Regions from separate parts of the Homo sapiens genome. Here regions 1 and 2 are each linked to region 3. A link is a contact called in ENCODE Hi-C or POLR2A ChIA-PET data. All regions are on one chromosome and are shown on one strand. Each heading gives the region's core, a stretch centred on a gene start or an enhancer-like site at or near the end of the contact. The rest is flanking DNA. Distances are from core to core; before and after follow the strand shown. Region 1 holds the start of LINC02420 (long intergenic non-protein coding RNA 2420). Region 2 holds the start of LINC02408 (long intergenic non-protein coding RNA 2408). Region 3 holds the start of IFNG (interferon gamma).

The links. A loop is a pair of places that touch in the nucleus more often than their neighbours do. ChIA-PET counts read pairs that join two places held with the same protein, here RNA polymerase II (POLR2A). Pooled maps may share reads with other maps.
Region 1: a map with no recorded cell type shows a loop between it and region 3 (2.7-fold over the local background). The contact joins the promoter of LINC02420 here to the promoter of IFNG in region 3. A Hi-C loop is called at or near these places in 2 of 37 single-sample maps with no recorded cell type and 5 of 50 pooled maps.
Region 2: POLR2A ChIA-PET joins it to region 3 with 31 read pairs in activated CD8-positive, alpha-beta memory T cell. The contact joins the promoter of LINC02408 here to the promoter of IFNG in region 3. POLR2A ChIA-PET finds 5 or more read pairs at or near these places in 2 of 52 experiments (A673 and activated CD8-positive, alpha-beta memory T cell).

Annotation. Positions count from the first base shown.
Region 1 is chr12:67,441,228-67,443,956 of GRCh38, forward strand. LINC02420 (long intergenic non-protein coding RNA 2420) reads right to left here and starts at 1,332. Exons shown (of 2, transcript NR_146500.1): 1 at 1,067-1,332; 2 at 1-245. All of the region lies in intron 3 of LOC105369812 (a long non-coding RNA gene), which reads left to right.
Region 2 is chr12:67,518,565-67,521,336 of GRCh38, forward strand. LINC02408 (long intergenic non-protein coding RNA 2408) reads left to right here and starts at 1,518. Exons shown (of 3, transcript NR_103861.1): 1 at 1,518-1,628. RefSeq lists an enhancer at 1,179-1,844.
Region 3 is chr12:68,158,420-68,161,147 of GRCh38, forward strand. It overlaps IFNG (interferon gamma), which reads right to left and starts at 1,321. Exons shown (of 4, transcript NM_000619.3): 1 at 1,083-1,321. The coding sequence starts at 1,196.

The DNA.
Region 1 (2,729 bases), core at 82-2,581, 720 kb before region 3:
GTTTTTCCTCCCTTGCTCTAATGCTTCTCTTTAGATAGAGCAAATGTATTCTTTTGTTCACCAGCTGGTCCTTTTACCTTTGAGGAGGTAAAAGAAGTAGGTTTCCAGCAGGGGAAGAGGGAGTATGAATGAAGGTCATGGGAGCATAGAGCAGGAAGAAATGGTCCCAGAGGAGTTGCCTAGTGGCCACCTAGGATGAGAGGCAGATTCGTTGAATCTGTCTTCGATGTAAGGTGATGCTGTGCCTACGGGGATGAAAGAAATGGCAGTGAGGGTGAGCAGCTTCCCAGAATACACCTGGGCCCCGTGCTCATGGTCACTTGTTGGTTGGAGCCACATCTGGGTCTGAGATTCAGGCTGGACACAAGATTGCTGTGATGGATGTACTTTCATTTCATCACATCCTATTTGTATCACAGCAATATCAAGAAAATGAACACACAAAGCTAGATCACCATGGAGAGAAGGCAGTTTAGATGTATTTGTTTTTTCCCCCTGTATTTTTAATGTTTTGCTTGATTTCTCATCATTTGAAGTTGCTCCTCTGATGTTACAGAGATAACATTTGCCTGATGATCTCAGCTAGAAAGTGGTCACAGGAGTAGCATTCCACAGGACACTGAGCATTCGCTCTTGGGAGCACATCGTTTGTATAAGGGCAAAGGAAAAGAAAGGGCAGCCAAGGCTGGGGCGGAAACGCAGCGCCCTCACCTTCGAGAAGGAAGCATGGGGAAGGCGCCCTCTTGTGGAACTCGGCTCACTGTCTAATCTGCCTGGTAACAGGCGCTCTTTATACCAACGGATATATTTTTCCCCATGGATTTGTGTTTGAAGGTATTCTTAGAAAATTTTGAGTACAACTCTCGGCTGCTTTTCATATCCACCAAGAACTGACAATCTGAAGTCAATGTGAAATTCAAAAGGTGGCATTTTTTTAAGAGAGCCAGATTAACTGTGAATTATCTCCCAAATTGGCATGTTGGGTAATTATTTTCATATTTTGGTGCAGAGCCTTTCAAAATATGGGTTTTGCAATTACGTTAAAAAAAAAACCTACTTCTCTCACCTGTGTAGGATTTAAGCAAAGCCCAGGCAGTTTGAGGTTATTTTTAGTCCTGATTAATTATTCAGCCAAGATAATTCCAAGTTCAGCAGCTTATTTGGAAGAGACATGACAGCTGGGCTCTCAAGTCAGCCTCAGGTCAAAGCCGACATCTTCATAGCAAAACCGTGCTCTCCCCACATTTTGGGGAGAGGGCAGCGGGTTGCATTTTCTGTGGCACTGGTGTCAGCTTTGCCAGCCTGGAGCCGGTGAGTGGAGGGAGAAACTGCTGATTCGGGGGCCTTCAGACATGGCCGATTTCACAGCAGCGAAAATAGGTCACTAATGACACGTGGCAATGAGCCAATAAACTGTGGCCAGGAGCTCCGAACGGTCTGCTGGTGGCAAGATACATTTCACTAGAACTCCAGGAAGAAAGCAATCTGCTTTCATTTGTTTAAAACAACCATAGGGTTGCAGAACTCAGAGGCCAAGATTGTTATCTCTCTCCCCCTTACCTTTATATTCCTAAACGTTCAAGTTTATTGTTTCAGTTTATCCCTTTTCCCATGCACTGAAATAACTGTGGCGCTCTTGCTTCTTTTTTGAATAGTCAAGCTGATATGATTCTTTTTTCCCCTCAAGTGCCAGGGGGGAGAATGAAGATGATATGGTTTGGCTTTGTGTCCCCACCTGAATCTCATCTTGAATTGTAATCCCCACGTGTGGAGGGAGGGTCCTGATGGGAGGTGATTGGGGGCTATTGGGAGGATCATGAGGACGGTTTCCCCCATGCTGTTCTCGTGATAGTGAGGGAGGGCTCGCGAGATCTGATGGTTTACAAGCGGCAGTTTCCCCTGCGGCTCTTTTTCCTGCTGCCATGCAAGAGGTACCTTGCTTCTCCTTTGCATTCTGCCACAATTGTAAGTTTCCAGAGGCCTCCCAGCCATGTGGAACTGTGGGTCAATTAAACCTTTTTTCTTCATAAGTTACTCAGTCCCGGGTGTGTCTTCATAGCAATGTGAGAACAGACTAATACAGGAGACAATGATGATATTATCCTTTCTGAATCCCTCTGTGTTGATGCTGATGTGGCTCTAGTCGGTTTAGTCCATACCATACTGATCTTCATAAAACCGTCTCTGTGATTTGGGAGCAGTGTCATGTGTTGCTATTATGTGAGAAAATAGTATTTTTACTTCATTTTGGGTAGTCACTCTGGATTGATGTTTCATGTTAATCTCCTAAAAGAAGAAGGGGGGATTGTAGAGAAGAAGGCTGGGAATGGCTAATCACCTTCCATATAGGCCTGGTGTGATTCAGAACAGAGCTTAGACCAGAGATTCCCAAACCAAAGTGAGCCTCAGCATTCCTGGGAGGTCCTGTTAAAACCTAGGTGGCTGGGCCTCACTCTCTTATTCTGATTCAGTAGGTTTGTACGAAGAGCCCAAGAATGTGCATTTCTAACAAGTTTCCAGGTGATGCTTGTATTGCTGATTCAGGGACCTGCATAAACCTGAAGTGCTGGCTTAGGTAGGTCAGCAGTAGCCTCAGCACTGCCCCACATAAGCAATTTCCCCATCCTAGAACTTCCTCCACACTGCAGACAGTTTAAGAGTAGAGACCATTTCTCATTCATCTTTGAATTTCCAGACTCCAGCACAGTGCTTGACACAGATGTGTTAAA
Region 2 (2,772 bases), core at 268-2,767, 640 kb before region 3:
GGCAACAGCGAGACTCCTTCTCAAAAAAAAAAAAAAAAAAAAAAAGCAACAAAACCAATAAAATTCACAATTATATATTGATGAAATGTGACAAGCATTGTTTAGTGAATTTAACTGTTGCTCATTGCTATGGTGCAGATATGTTGCCTTCTTGGTGCCAGTAGGACCAGTGCTGTGAGCTCACTCAGTTCCTATACCACTTTTCTCTGTTCTAAACTCTTAGGACATTTATGTGCACAACCTGAAGGCATCCTGGGCTTTCACTTGGCATAAACACTTCCTTTATATCAACTCTGATTTCCTTCTATTTTCTCTAGCTCATGACACTTCAAGTAGTACCATCTGGTACCAATTGTAATCATAAACACAGATTATGAATTGAGTTCCCAAACTGAATCCAAATAGATCTTTCAGCTGATCCGTAATATGGCTATATTAATTTTTAAATTGATTGAAAGGTAAACAGAAATGTAATAATGTTCCACAGAGAACTTCCAAACCTAGAAGACTTATCATCACACTCCTGTCATTTTGAGAAACACTGATTTATTGAATGCCTCACTTATACCAGGTAACTGAGCTGGAGCCACTTACCCCCTGTAACAACATATCATTCCCATTTCTCAGATGAGGTAGCCGAGGTTTGTAGAGGTTATGAAATGTGATGAAGAACATGGAGCTGTCAGGTGAAGGAGCTGTGATTCGAATCCTGGTCTCTGCCATTCCAAAGCCAGTGTCCTTGGACCATGATCTCACGTGGCCTTCCACAACTTCTTACAAAGTGTTCTTCTCCCATGTGGGGTTTAGCATGTTTATACTGACTGAGACCAGAGTTAGAGATAAATGATTGGTTTTTTCCCTTTAGAGAAAGCCTAGCGTTTGTCATTTATGGTGTATTTATTTGCTTATGAAAATAACCTAATGAGGATGGACCCTTTAAGATATTTCAGTAGATCTGGCAGTAGCCCAGGTGATTGGCAGTAGCTTGCCAGCTATTAAATCATTCTGAATATATGAAGAATTGTCATTTTCTTCTCAAAAGGGCTTTGTCACGTGGTGTAATCCCTGCACACACATTGGCATAAGCAGGAGCTGTCTCTGTGCAAATCCATTCTTGGAACCAATCATATTAACTTGATATTTCATGTTTTGGCCCAATACCATAAACTGGCACAAATAACACTAACCTTGCCACGCACTAAAGATTGGAATAATAAATCAGCCAGCCTGTAATTATATTGGGAGAGCCAGCTTTATTCTTTAGTGAGCAGATTGATGTATCTGTTTAGACTGGTTGCCTTTAGGGCTCTCTGGGAACCTGGTCTGACTTTCTAGTGCCCAGGCAGGCACTGCCCCAGATCACTGCATATATAGGTGAGTTCCCGCTGTGCAGGTCTGTCAGGACCAAACTGGTTTCCAAACCTGGCTGGCTTCTCCGCAAGGTGCATAGCTGTCAAAAGTGAAACAAAGCGAAGGGCTTGGGATGCCAGAAAGACAAAAGCTCATCCATCAGGCTCAGCAGGAAAGGCAGGGGAGGCAGCGGCGGGAAGCCTTCCTTAGCTGTGTGATCCTAGATGGCTGTTAACTTAGCATTTGAGGACTGTCTCAGATAGACACAATTGGACCAGGTAATTCCTTTGTCTGAATTCATGTCATTTCTTCAGCAATGGCAGAAAGGACTTGAAGCAGCAGGTCTAAGTGGGCAAAATAAGACAAAATAAGTGGGCAAAATACTGACTGGGACCAGGGCTAGAGATAAATGATTTTTTTTTTCCTTTAGAGAAAACCTAGCATTTGTCATTTATGATGTATTTATTTGCTTATGAAAATAACCTGATGAGGATGGACCCTTTAAGATAGTACAGTGGATTTGGCAGTAGACCAGGTGGTTGACACCTGGTATGACAAAATAATGTAGCAAAAACATTTCATATAGGGGGAAATATTCCCTGTCTGTTGTCTTGCTTGCTTCCAAGACAGTATGAAGAAGATTATATGAAATATTAATGAGGAGACGGGTAAGTCGGTGAAAGAAGGGGCCTACTCCTGAATCCTGCCATTAAAATTTGCAGATTAATTCCATTGGAATTTAAAACGTATCGTTGCATTGTGGCATCAAGTGTGAAGAGGTCCCGCCTGGATATATGTTCCTTGCCTGATTCCTGAATGGCTTAATTTGGCTTTGCCTGTCTGACTCATATGCCTTCCCCACATTAAATTGGATGGTTTATTTTCTGAGATCAAGTGGGCTATTTTGGCTTCATGGCTGTATCTCTTTGCTTTTGTGGTTTTCTCTGCTGGGAATCCTCTAACTGAGTCCTCACATGCCTGGTGGCTTTTGGGTGCTCTGGTCCCAGTGTTCAAATTGCCTCTTCTCAGAGAAAGGCTTTTCCCCAACTCTCTCTGCTCCTAATCACTCTGTTGCATGTCTTTGTTTAATACTTTAATACTCTAGGATTATGTCATTTATTTCCTTGTCTATTTTCTGTCCCCACCTTCACATGTATGGGTCTTGTTTTCCACAGTATCTTCAGTGCTTAGGACAGTATCAAGTACACAGTGGGCATCCACTAAATATCTCCTCTTATGTAGTGAGCCCTCCTAGAGCACTAACCATGTTGCCAGACACCATCCTGAAAGCTTTATGAATATTAATTCATTTAATCCTTGCAACAAGCCTAGGAGGTAAGTCCTATGTTTGTCTCTATTTTATAGATGGAGAAACTGTTAAGTGACTCTAGAGTCCATTCTCTGAATGACTGCCTTAGGTTG
Region 3 (2,728 bases), core at 71-2,570:
GAGATATAGACAAAGACTATTATGTTCTTTTAGCTTTTTTATTTCCCAATATAACCATTAAATTGCAATGTCACAAATGAGCTCAACAAAGCTGATACTCCAAAGGTCCCAAAAACTATAGTAAGCTAAAGAAAGTATTTTCAAGCTAGGCTAAAAAATACAAAAACAAAAAACAGCAAAGCCACCCCACTATAAAATACTGCCCCCCAATGGTACAGGTTTCTATTACATCTACTGTGCCTTCCTGTAGGGTATTATTATACGAGCTTTAAAAGATAGTTCCAAACATGTGCGAGTGTGTGTGTGTGTGTGTGTGTGTGTGTGATTTGATTTTGTGTTGTAAGAATAAAATCAATTGTGAATGTCTGAATATTATTATGACAGCTATAATTATAACAGCTAAGTTTTAAACAAATAATGAAATATTTAAAATGTAAAAACTTTTCATTAACCATCAATAAAATTTTAAAAGAAACTCAAAAAATTCACTTAAAATTTTTAAACATTCCTTAGCCAGAATCATAATTCTTCCAAAATCCCAGTGAGCAACGAAGTTCCGGAATACTTCACAAGTAATATAGATAGAGAAGCAGAATGTTGAAATCACTTTTTGGAGAAAATCACCTATCAGTTATTTTTTTAAGCCAAAGCTTTAAGGACCTTTTTGACTTTAATTTGTAAACATTTCCTATTACCTTTTTAATGCTAATCTTGACCTTAGAGTCTGAGAAGTCAAAAACTAATAACCAATCATTTTTTTCAATCTGCATACTCCTTGACTATCACAACTGAATGAGTTCCCACCACAAAATTATTAACATCATTATGCTTCATACCCATATTATGCCCATCTTTTGGAAAATTCATAAATCCCTTTTAAGTCTCTATACAAACTGAGCAGAAGGTTAAAACAATATCTAGATTATTTAGTCAAGGAACTCATCTAGTCAATAATTAACAAAATAACACCAAATCTCAAAATGACTGCCTACAAGAGATGACAGCCTATCAGAGATGCTACAGCAAGTCGATATTCAGTCATTTTCAACCACAAACAAGTACTATTAAAAAGTCATACTTACAAAATATTTCTTAAGGTTTTCTGCTTCTTTTACATATGGGTCCTGGCAGTAACAGCCAAGAGAACCCAAAACGATGCAGAGCTGAAAAGCCAAGATATAACTTGTATATTTCATCGTTTCCGAGAGAATTAAGCCAAAGAAGTTGAAATCAGTAGTTCTTGTATCAAGCTGATCAGGTCCAAAGGACTTAACTGATCTTTCTCTTCTAATAGCTGATCTTCAGATGATCAGAACAATGTGCTGCACCTCCTCTGGCTGCTGGTATTTATACCTAATTGAAGTCTCCTGAGGATTACGTATTTTCACAAGTTTTTTAAGATGAGATGGTGACAGATAGGCAGGGATGATAGTTTGTATTAATAACTAAGGTTTTGTGGCATTTGGGTGTTGTAGTTAGAGTTTCCTTTAGACTCCTTGGGTCCTTTGACGATGAGACAGACCCATTATGCCCACCTGTGCCATTCTGGTGGGATTCTTTGAAGGCACTTTTACTTCACACCATTCAAGGACTGGAAATTTTTTTGTACCTCCCCACTTCGCCCTGGTAAAATGTTGACTCTTCATTCACAAAGCACATTGATCATTTGCTTGTGGTTGGGAACAAGTGAAAAACGAAATTCTAGGGCCTCTCAAACCTTTACAAAGGGGCAGCCTTTTAAAATTTTTCTTGCAAATGACCAGAAAGCAAGGAAAGAATGCGGTTAAAAGAACAATTTGGTGAGGAAGTCCTTCATCAGAGTTGGTTAGTAAAATATCTACCACAAGTTTCAAATTGCTCTAGATCAGCACTGCCCAGTAGAAATACAATACAAGCCACACAGGTAAATTTAAATGATCTAGTAGCCTCATTAATAAAAGTTTTTTTAAAAGGTAAATATAATTTTAAAATATATTGTATTTAAACCAATATATCCCAAATAGTACTTCAGTATGCATCAATATACTACATTGTTAATAAGGTATTTGACATTCTTTTTGTCATATTAAATCCTTGAAATACAGTGTAGAGAATATTCCCAGGGGGAGTTCCAGACGCAGTGGCTCACACCTGTAATCCCAGCACTTTGGGAGGTTGAGGCGGGTGGATCACAAGGTCAGGAGTTTGAGACCAGCCTAGCCAATATGGTGAAACCCCATCTCTACTAAAAATACAAAAAAATTAGCCAGGCATGGTGGTGTATGCCTGTAATCTCAGCTACTAGGGAGGCTGAGGCAGGAGAATGGCTTGAACCCAGAAGGTGGAGGTTGCAGTGAGCCGAGATCGCGCCACTACACTCCAGCCTAGGTGACAGAGTAAGATTCCGTCTCAAAAAAAAAAAAAGAAAAAAAGAAAAAAGGAAAGAAATACAGTGTATATTTTAAGCCTACGGTGCATCTCAATTTGGTCTAGTCGTATTTCAAACGCTTAATGGGCACATACTGCTAGGTGCTACTATATTGAACAGCATAGCTCTAAACAATTTATTGTTCCAAATAATCAGTACTAACAGAGAATCTTTTTAACTTTTTATTTCTTTGTCTTTCAGATACAAAAAAAAATAGGATTCTTTCTCCTCCTTTGTAATTTATTTATGAAGTACAACACTTTGGGATGGCACAAAAAGCCCTCCACTCTTTGGTTCAAACCCACTTTGCATTTCTACCTG